2 separate regions of the Homo sapiens genome follow, and region 1 is linked to region 2. The links are chromatin contacts, found by POLR2A ChIA-PET in ENCODE. All regions are on one chromosome and are shown on one strand. The core of a region is the stretch at or near the end of the contact, and the rest is flanking DNA. Distances in the headings are between cores, read along the strand shown. Region 1 overlaps TRAF2 (TNF receptor associated factor 2). Region 2 holds the start of SNHG7 (small nucleolar RNA host gene 7).

Region 1 (5,748 bases), core at 1,456-3,955, 200 kb after region 2:
CAGACGGTCTTAGCCAAGGGCTGTGGTGGCATTGGCCGAGGGTCTTCGGGTGCTTCCCAGCACAAGCTGCCCTTGCTGTCCTGTGCAGTGAAGGGAGAGGCCCTGGGTGGGGGACACTCAGAGTGGGAGCACATCCCAGCAGTGCCCATGTAGCAGGAGCACAGTGGATGGCCTTGTGTCCCTCGGGCATGACAGGCAGAAACGAGGGCTGCTCCAGGAGAAGGGCCTCCTGCTGGCCAGAGCAAGGAAGGCTGAGCAGCTTGGTTCTCCCCTCTGGCCCCTGGAGAGAAGGGAGCATTCCTAGACCCCTGGGTGCTTGTCTGCACAGAGCTCTGGTCTGTGCCACCTTGGCCAGGCTGGCTGTGGGAGAGGGTCTGGTCCCACGCCGCCTCTGCTCAGACCACTGTGTGGGAGGTGCACAGCACAGCCTGCGGGTAAAGTGTGAGAGCTTGCCATCCAGCTCACGAAGACAGAGTTATTAAACCATTCAAATCTCTGTGGTCAGTGGCATCCATTTGATTCCAGGTTGCCTGCGGCTTCCAGCCTTGGCAGTGGTGACCCTCTGCGGGTCCTCCTGGCCTCTCCTCTCACAGACCCCTCCCCACGGGGTGCCTAGCCCCTGCCTGCTTCTCTAGCTAGCCAGGCTGTGTTCTCTGTTCCTCACCTGATGTAAGCTCCCTCTTCTCGAGCCTTGTTCCCTCTTCTGGAATGTTCTTCCCTGTCCATCTCCTCTCCTGGGCCTCCCCAGGGACTCCTGTGAGAGCAGAATGAGGATGAGCCAGCCCTGGTCCTGCCTTTCTGTGCACAGGCTCCACCGAGCATCCTGGCTGCACCCGGGGGGTCCTGGCCACACCGAGGGTCCTGGCTGCACCGCCCCTGTGGTGTGTTTTTGGGACAGTGCAGGCAGGCGTAGGCACGGCTTCACACTCGGTGTCAGGGCAGCCGTGCTGGGACCTACTGGGCATCTGTATCGGGGTCCAGGATAAAGTGCTGTCCCCTCTCGACGTCTTCACGCACTGCTGTAGTTTGAGAAGTTGACCACAGAAAAGTACAGAAAATAACTCAGGCACGGAGCTGACCGACGGGCATTGTCTGTGTTCCGTGAGTGTGTACTGGGCCTAAAGAGCAAGCATTGCAGAGCCCTGCTGTTCCCTTTCCCGGCCTCACCTCAGCTCCCCAGGCCACGTGGCGGGAATTGAGGCGTTCCGGTTCTCTTTGGGCTTTAGAATTTTGCATCTGTACGTTTCTGTATTCACAAATAAGAATATTGCATTAAAAATGCAGAAACCATCCACTGGGTCAGCTGCAGGTAGCTGGGCTTTTGACTCAGCCTGGCTACTTTTAATGCATCTTGTGCTGGGCACTCTACATGGTGGATTCTGACTGCCGTGTGTGAGTTCCCTAGAGAGCACCTTCCAGTCTCTTCCCGTGTCTTCAGGGTTTGGTGACTGGAGATAGCCAGACCTGCTCTCGTGGGTCTCCTGTCAACCTGGAAGGAGGGTTGGTGGTTTCTAGGCCTCCCCTTTTTAGCAGTTGCCAGCTTGCTTTGCAGAGGGGCTGCATCCGGTCCTTCCACCAGCACCAGGGGGAGGGTTCCCATCACTCCCATCCCTCCCATCCCTGCCCGTGCTTCGTGTTGTTGGAATTGAGATGCTGCAGCGTGCTGTGTGTGAAGTGAAGTGGCATCGCTGTCACGTGCGTTTCTCTGATGACTCGGCGGAGTCAGGCGTCTTTACCACGCTTACCTCTCCCTTGGATTCTCTCCCGTGCGAATTGCCTGTTGATGTCTTTTTCTCATTTTTCTTCTGGTTGTTGGTCTGGGTCTTATTCTGCTGGTTGGTAGGAGTTCCTGATATTCCTGATTACGGATTCTCGGTTGTGTCTTTGAACTGCGTTTCTGTTGCTCCTGATGTGCAGAAGCTTAAGCCTTACACATGATCAGCTGATCTTATCCTTTATGAATGGTGCTATTTCCGACCGACTCAGAACATCCTGACCTTCCCTGAGGCTGGAAACCACTGTCATGTTTTCGTCTAATGATTGTGAAGTTTTGTCTTTAACATACTGGGCTTCTATATTTGGGGATTTGTTTGTATGTGACAGGTTTTGCTGGGTCACTGCAGTTTGTTAAAACAGATTGATTGAGGTCATCTCTTCTCACTTAAAACGAAATGGAACTGTGAAATGAGAGGAATGGACCAAAAAAAAATCCTCCCCCAGGGACAAAGATGGGGAAGAAGCCAACATCCCACAAAGGATTTGAACCCATTTTGGAAGGTGGGAAGTGGGTTGGTGGGTGGCTGCTGAGCAGAAGAGGGCTGAGGGGGAAGCTGGCCACACCGGGAGGCCCTGGCATGGAGCAGAGTCTAAAAGTGGATCAACTGAAAGACGGGGCAGAGCAGCTACCTTGGAGGTCCTTTGCCAGAGCAGCCGGATGGTCCTCCTGGCCCTCACCTCCCTGCAGTGGAGATGGAGGTCTGGAGAACCTGGGGAAGAGCTGAGGACCGCACCCCCCACGCAGTGAGAGCAGCATCGGGCTCCAGGCTGCAGAAGGGGCAGAGGTCTGCACTCGGAACAATTCCCTAGGCACTGGCTGCCACACCAAGAGGCTCCCACGAAGCAGACCAAGGCCCTTGAGGGACAAAATGCTCTGGAGCAGCCCCGTGGGCAGGCCTGGCCCAGCCGCCTCATGGCCTTCTGGGGAAGTGACAGGCTCTGTGCAAACCCACAGAGGTACCATCGTCACTACCTAATTTTGGGACATTTCATCACCCTGCAGAGAAACCTTCCCTTAGCAGTCACTGTTCCCTCCCGCTCAGCCCCTGACAGCCAGCCATAAACCTACCTTCTGTCTCTATAGATTTGCCTACTCAGGACATTCATGTGAATGTGGCCTTTGCTTTTACTCAGCAAGATATTTTCATGGTTCCTGTGTGTTGCAGCATGCATTGGAGTTTCATTCCTTCTAATGGCTGAATAATCTCTTGTATGGATGCACCACACCTTATTTATCCATTCATCCGTTGCTGGACATTTGGGTGGTTTCTACTTTTTGGCTACTCTGAAAATGCTGCTGTGAACATTTGTGAACAAGTTTTTATGGGGACGTGTATTTGTTTTCATTTCTCTTGAATATTTATACCGAGGAGTAGAGCTGCTGGGCCGCTTGTTCAGCTCTTGGAGGAATTGCCGAACTTTTGTGTCACCTTACATCTCCCTCAGGAAGTGTTTTTTTTTTTTTTTTTTTTTTTTGAGACGGAATCTCGTTCTGTCTTCCTGGCTGGAATACAATGGCACAATCTCGGCTCACTGCAGCCTCCGCCTCCCAGGTTCAAGCAATTCTCCTGCCTCAGCTTCCTGAGTAGCTGGGATTACAGCTGTGAGCCACCACGCCTGGCTAATTTTTGTATTTTTAGTAGAGACAGGGCTTTACCATGTTGGCCAGGCTGGTCTCGAACTGCTGACCTCAGGTGATCTGCCCACCTCAGCCTCCCAAAGTGCTGGGATTGCAGGTGTTGCACCTGGCCCCTAATAACATTTTTAAATTTCACGTAGTAAAATTGATTTGTTCTTTTGTTTTGTTCATGGAACATTCAATTCCATGGATGTTCACACCTGTGCAGATGTGGGTAAGCACCATACCTGGGAGACAGGCGAGCCCTGCCATCTCAGAAGACTGTTCCACTTTCCCCATAGTCACCACCCCGACCCGTGGCAGCCACACACCTGTCCTCCACCACTGTAGTTATGTCTTTCCAAGAAGGTCCCATAATGGAGTCCTACAATGCGTGGCTGGGAGCAGCGAGATCTGCAGAACGCCGCTGAGACTGATCAGGATGCGTGCATCAGCATTTGTTTTCTCTCTTTTTTTTTTGTTTTTTTTGGAGTAGTGCTCTATGGATGGATCAGTTTGTCTCGTCACCTGTTGAAGGGTGTTTGGGTTGTTTCTAATGTTTTGCAGGTCTGAATAGAGCTGCTATAAACATTTGTGTACAGGTTGTTGAGCAAGTTTTTATTTCATTAAGGTAGTTAGCAGTGGGGCTGCTGGATCACACAGTAAGTGTATTTTTAAATTCAAAAGAAACTGCCAAGCACTTTCCAGAATAGCTGTAGCCTGTTGTGGAATGCCAGCATGAGCCACAGTTCCCGCTGCTCCACATCCTTGTGGGCACTTTGTGTTGTCAGCATTCTTTTTTAATTTCTTTTTAAGATATAGGGTCTTGCTCTGTCACCCAGGCTGGAGCGCAATGGCGCAGTCCTACCTCACTGCAGCCTCAAACCCCTGAGCTCCAGTGATCCTCCCACCTAGGCCTCCCAAGTAGCTGCGACTACAGGTTCACACCATCGTGCTCAGCTTATTTTCTTTAATTTTTGTAGAGACAGAATATCACTATGTTGCCCAGGGTGGTCTCAGACTCCTGGTCTCACACTGTCCTGTCTTGGACTCCCAAAGTGCTGGGATTATAGGCATGTGTCACTGTACCTGGCCAAACTTTATTCTTGTTTCTCTTTTTCTTTTTTTCCTTTTTCCTCCCTCCCTCCTTCCTTTTTTCTTTTCGTTTTCTTTTCTCTTTTTTTTCGTTTGCCCTGCCCTGCCCTTTTTTTTTTTTTTTTTTTTTTTTTTTTTTTAAAGACAGTCACAGTCTCGTTCTGTTGCCTAGGCTGGAGTGCAGTGGTACAAATCCTACCTCACTGCACCCTCGAGACCTCAGGCTCAAGCAGGTCTTCCCACCTCAAGCATCCCAAGTAGCTGGGACCACAGGCACACCACCACACTCGGTTAATTTTTTAAATTTTTAGTAGAGATAGAGTTTTTTTTTTTTTTTTTTTTTTTTTTTTTTTTTTGAGACAGACTCTCGCTCTGTCACCAGACTGGAGTACAGTGACCCATCTTGGCTCACTGCAACCTCTGACTCCTTGGTTCAAGCGATTCTCCTGCCCCAGCCTTCCAAGTATTTGGGATTACAGGTGCATGCCACCACACCCAGGTAATTTTTTTGTATTTTTAGTAGAGTCGGGGTTTCACCATGTTGGCCAGTATGGTCTCGATCTTCTGACCTCAGATCTGCCTACCTCGACCTCCCAGAGTGCTGGGATTACAGGCATGAGCCACTGCACCCAGCCGGAGACAGGGTCTCTCTGTTGTCCAGGCTGGCCTGAAACTCCTGGGCTCAAGTGATCCGCCTGCCTCAGCTTCCCAAAGTGATGGGATTACAGGCATTAGCCACCACGCCCAGCCAGTTGTTGTTTTTCAGAATTGTTTTCCCTATTTTTGTTTGTTTGACAGTACATATATATTTCACAGTCAACTACAAAAAAATTCTGGGATTTTGATTGGAATTGCGTTAAGTCTACACATCAGTTTGGGGAGAATTGACATCTGTGTTGAGTCAGACAATCCATGAACATAGTCTATCTCTATTCTTTATCAGCGTTTTGTAGTATTTCATATGTATGTTGAACTGGCTGGAATGCAGTGGCATGATCGCAGCTCACTGTGGCTTTGACCTCCTGGGCTCAATGGATCTTCCCACCTCAGCCTCCTAAGTAGCTGGGACTACAAGTGTGTGCCACCACGCCCGGCTAATTTTTGTATTTTTTGTAGAGATAGGGTTTTGCCATGTTGCCTGGGCTGGTGTCCTGGACTCAAGTGATTCACCCACCTCTGCCTTCCAAAGTGCTGGGATTATGGGCATAAAAGTCACCACACCCAGCCAGTATACATATCTTGTACATGTTTTAGTAGGT
Region 2 (4,238 bases), core at 606-3,105:
TGGTCAGCCTGGTCACTCTGGCCAGTGCTCACACTGGAAGTCCATCACAGGCGAAGTCACCTCCTTCCCGTGTTAAATAACAAGAATGCTTGGCAAAGAATCAAGAACACAAGCGGCTGCCGTTACTGCTATTAACCGAGACGCCAGCAAACCCTTCCCCAGTCCTGTCCTGCGTGATCCTGACACGGTGTACGGCATGATCCAGCGCGTACCTCACCTGACCTGACCGATCCTCACAGGTTCTTAAAACTCACTCATGAAGGCTGCTCCTGGTGAAGGCACCCTCCACCTTCCCACTATCCCTTCAGACCCCTAGAGGCCAGCCTAGCCCAGCGCGAGAGTTAGAAAGCCCACTCACAGGGCCCACCCTCTCTCCCAGATACCAGCGAAGGAAAACAGATGCCTGTCCACAAAACAGGAGTGTGAGACTATCAAACATTCAAACGTTCACGGGGCAGAACGCTGAGCGTAGACATAGCCTCTCTAATCTCTGCCACCTAATGACACAGATGTGACACGGCAGCCACAGCTGCAACGCCTCTAGGGGCAGTGTCCTGTTGAAGACTAAATAATCCGTTTTTACTCCCCTGGAGACAGCTTCTAGCCTCAATGTGAACACAAGACCGACTGGTCCCTCCAGTCACTTAAGATGTTGCACAGGAGGGCTTAGTTACATTGGAGGATTGACCCTGTTCCAGCTCCAATGCACCAACTTACCCAACACCCCACGCACGTGTCATCTCCAGTGAGCAGACGTCCTAGAGAAAAAAAGAAACCGCAATTTTGTATAAATCTTGCAAACACCACAGAGGAGCATCACATAAACACTGCGTTTTTTGGGAGGCCGAGGCGGGCAGATCACTTGAGGTCAGGAGTTCAAAACCAGCCTGGCCAACACGGTGAAACCCGTCTCTCTAAAAAAAAAAAAAAAAAAAGTTAGCTGGCCTAGTGGCTGGCGCCTGTAATCCCAGCTACTCTGGAGGCTGAAGCAGGAAAGTCGCTTGAACCCAGGAGGCAGAGGTGGTAGTGAGCTGAGATCGCGCCACTGCACTCCAGCCTGGGCAACTGAGACTCTGTCTCGAAAAGAAAAAGACTGCGTTTTGCTGCATCTGGTCTCCAGGAAGGCGGACCAAAGAAGCTCCCTGCCACCAAAAAGCTCACTGTCACAAGGGCCGTTCTAGAAAAATCCGACCCATGTTACTCTCTCCCCTTACTCTACGCTTAATTTGCGGGAGGGGAAGTTGGAGTTACAACACAGTGGCCACGAAACGCGGGCTGCTGATCCCCTGCAGGTATCAAGGGACCAGGACCACGAGGCGGAATGCCCACCAGACAACCGAGCAGTCCTCCTCCCGCCAGAACAGCCTCCCGCTGAGCAGCCACAGTGACAAGGAAACCACCTGACGCAGCATAAGAAATCAATTTTTCAAAGATGCCGACAAACATCTTCCCACAGCCTGAGCGACTCAGGGAAGCAGCGGCAGGAGCGGAAGGGTCGTGGGTGAACGGGGTGCCTTTCTCTAAGATCCGAATTCGCGCACTCAGCTCTCACCAGGCTTCCCGAAGCTTCCTGGCTGGAAACCGCGCAGGGCCGGCAGCGCCCTCTCCACCAAGGGACACACCAGCGGCGCCTCCTCCGCGGCCCGGGCCCCCATCCCGCGGCTCGCGCGGCCAGGACGCCCCAGGTCGGAGCCTGCCCCCACCCCGCACCCGGAGGCCAGCAGCCCAGTCCCCTAGGCCGCGCAGCGCCAGCGAGAGCGAGGCTGCAGGGCGAGGCCCGGTGAGGCGCTCGAGAACTGGCCGGGAGGAGAAGTCAGGCGGCCCACCCGCCACGGCAGCCTCCGGCGCACGCAGAGGACGAGAAGGGAAGCGCCGCGCCTTTTATAGCGCGTACGGCGGCCCGCAAGAGTCAATCCGCCCCGCCCAAGCAGCGCCCCCCAGCGGTCCCCGGCCGTTCAGCTCCCCGCGCCCGCACGTGGGCGCTGCTCAGTGGCTGGCGGGCGGGCGTGTGGGTTCGCCACGCAGAGCAGCGGCAGCGCCGTGACCCGTGTCCTGCACCGCGACCGCCCCACGGGGCCAGCAGCCAGGGCCGCGCCGTTTCCGACCCGCCGGGTGCCGGGCACGCCACGGACACGCGCGGCTCCCCGTTTTCGCGGAGGATTCCCAGGCCGGGTCAGGAGGACGCTCCACGAGCCCGTGGGTCCCGGTGGTCCCAGCCATTGGGGCGGCTCCCGTGACTGTCGAGCAGCGCCCACCCCGGGCAGCATGGGGCTCCCGCGACGCGCTCCGTCCCTTCCCCACCAGGGGCTCTGCCGGTGTCGGCCATGGGCGCGGGTACACACCAGGCGCCTAATGAGTGCTGAGGCGGGCGAGGGTCCCGGCAGGCGGGATTACCGCGGCCAGGCCTGACTAGCGCCCTGTCTGCGCTGTGTCCTGGGACCTCGGTCACCGCGCAGGGCGGGACACCGAGGCCTCGCGGCCAAGCGACTCGCCGCGGTCGCCGGGCTGCGAACGGTGGAGCCGCCGGGACTCGGACCAGGACGCGAGCTCCAGAGCAGGGGATGACAGGCCTGAGCCGCAGGGGCCGGGAGGAAGGCCGCGCTGCTGTCCTGGGGCTGGGCAGCCTCCGCATTGCACAGCGCAGACCGCTCTAGCCTTAGGCCTGGAGGGGACACCAGGAGATGAGGCTTCTGGCTCAGCCTGCTCTCTGCAGCCACAGGCAAAGGCCAGGAAGGCCGGGGTGCGGGAGCTGGCATAGGAGCTGGCTCCAGCTCGGGTACTGGCTTAGAGGGAGCAGGAGCTGGTGATAAATTCAACTCAAATTTTCATTGCCTTTGCAAAGCCAGAAAACACCCCAGGGCTCCTAAGAAAAGCCCCAGCGCAGGACCCCAGGACACTTTGCAACTGGGCTGCAACTGCGCGGTCTGAGGCTCCTCCCTGTGTGGCCCCACCAGCAGGCTGGGTTCTAGCTCTGGTGTTGGGGCTGGAGCTGGCACCACAGCAGGCTCCACCTCCAGAGATGGTGCAGGCTCTGTCCTAGCACTGACACGGTTGTTGGAGACAAGCTGGCTCTGCCCCGGGGACCGATGCTCTGGAGCTGCCTCTAGCTGTGTTGCTGTTGCTAGTCTTTGCCCTGGGAAAAGTGTCAGAGCTGGTCCTAGCTCTGGATATGGTGCTAGAGCTGGTTCTTGATTGGATTTCGCTCTAGAGCTGGCAGGAACTCTGGCTCTCGTTCTGAAGCTGGTGCAGGTCTGAGATGGCTGTAGCTCTGGAGCTGCCTCTAATTCTGGTTCTGGTTGTGGAATCAGCCATCGCTTTATATCTGGTGCCAGCTCTGGCTCTGGAGGTGGTGCTGCAGCTGGCCCTTCCTCTGAACCTGGCACTGGCTTGAGGTCTACACCTGGAACTGGCTGAAACTCTGGAAGTGGTTTTGGAGCCGGTGCCCGAGCAGTCACCGGAGGTGGCACCAGATTTGGTGATAGAGCTGCCTCTGTTTCTGGAGTAGGTGGTAGAGCTGGTGCGGCAGCTGGAGTGAGATCTGGAGTTGTGCTGGCTGTGGCCATAGTTCTTGAGCTGGTACAGGAACCCGCACTGGTGTGAGCCGCGGTGCTGAAGCTGGGCCTGTAGCTGATGCTGGCCCTGGCTCTTTTTCTGAACCTGATGCTGATATTTGGCCCTAACCATGCAAATGGTTTTGGAACTGGTCCTGGCTAGAGGGCGGATGCTGGAGCTATAGTGGAGCCGGCACAGAAGTGACCAGAGCTGCCCCTGTCTCTGGGTGTGCTGCTGGAGCTGTTGCTGGAGCTGGCTCTGATCCTGGAACTAGCACCCGAGTTGTAGCCGGAGCTGGCTCTACCTTCTGAGCTGGTGCAGGAGTTGGCTGTAGCTCTGTAGCTAGTGAAAGCTCTAGCTGTGGAGAGAGGGCAAGAGACATCTCCTCCTTCAGAGATACTGAGTCCATTGCACCCGACCCAGCACTTGCTCCATGCTGCGGGGTAGATCTACCAAGCACTTACTGAAACCAGTATGCATAGCCCCGGAGCAGACCATGACCTGCTGAGACCCAGGAGAGGACCTGAGCCCCAGCACCTGAGAGAGGAGCTACCCCATGACAGTGGGGTACTTAGAAGGTGGAGATGTCACATCCCCTGCCCCAGGTCACATGACAGAGGTCAGAGGGTAGGTAGATGGCACTTCTGTGCAGGTCAGCCCAGGCTAGGTGCGGTGGCTCACGCCTG

Evidence for each region. ChIA-PET counts read pairs that join two places held with the same protein, here RNA polymerase II (POLR2A).
Region 1: POLR2A ChIA-PET joins it to region 2 with 11 read pairs in activated CD8-positive, alpha-beta memory T cell. The contact joins the enhancer-like site here to the promoter of SNHG7 in region 2. POLR2A ChIA-PET finds 5 or more read pairs at or near these places in 4 of 52 experiments (AG04450, HEK293, activated CD8-positive, alpha-beta memory T cell and 1 more).

What each region holds. Positions count from the first base shown.
Region 1 is chr9:136,926,112-136,931,859 of GRCh38, forward strand. It overlaps TRAF2 (TNF receptor associated factor 2), which reads left to right. Exons shown (of 11, transcript NM_021138.4): 11 at 1-496. Among named protein-coding and RNA genes, the nearest start is that of FBXW5, 16 kb to the right of the region's middle. Within about 2 kb of position 2,706, at least 7 of the 41 ENCODE cell types and tissues checked have a DNase peak (open chromatin) inside an H3K27ac peak, as active enhancers do.
Region 2 is chr9:136,726,329-136,730,566 of GRCh38, forward strand. SNHG7 (small nucleolar RNA host gene 7) reads right to left here and starts at 1,856. Exons shown (of 5, transcript NR_024543.1): 1 at 1,553-1,856; 2 at 718-758; 3 at 1-88. LOC124900276 (cuticle collagen 2-like) reads right to left here and starts at 1,856. Exons shown (of 5, transcript XM_047424334.1): 1 at 1,553-1,856; 2 at 718-758; 3 at 1-88. It overlaps SNORA17A (small nucleolar RNA, H/ACA box 17A), which reads right to left and starts at 551; the gene lies at 419-551. RefSeq lists silencers at 1,604-2,283, 2,437-2,606 and an enhancer at 3,054-3,203.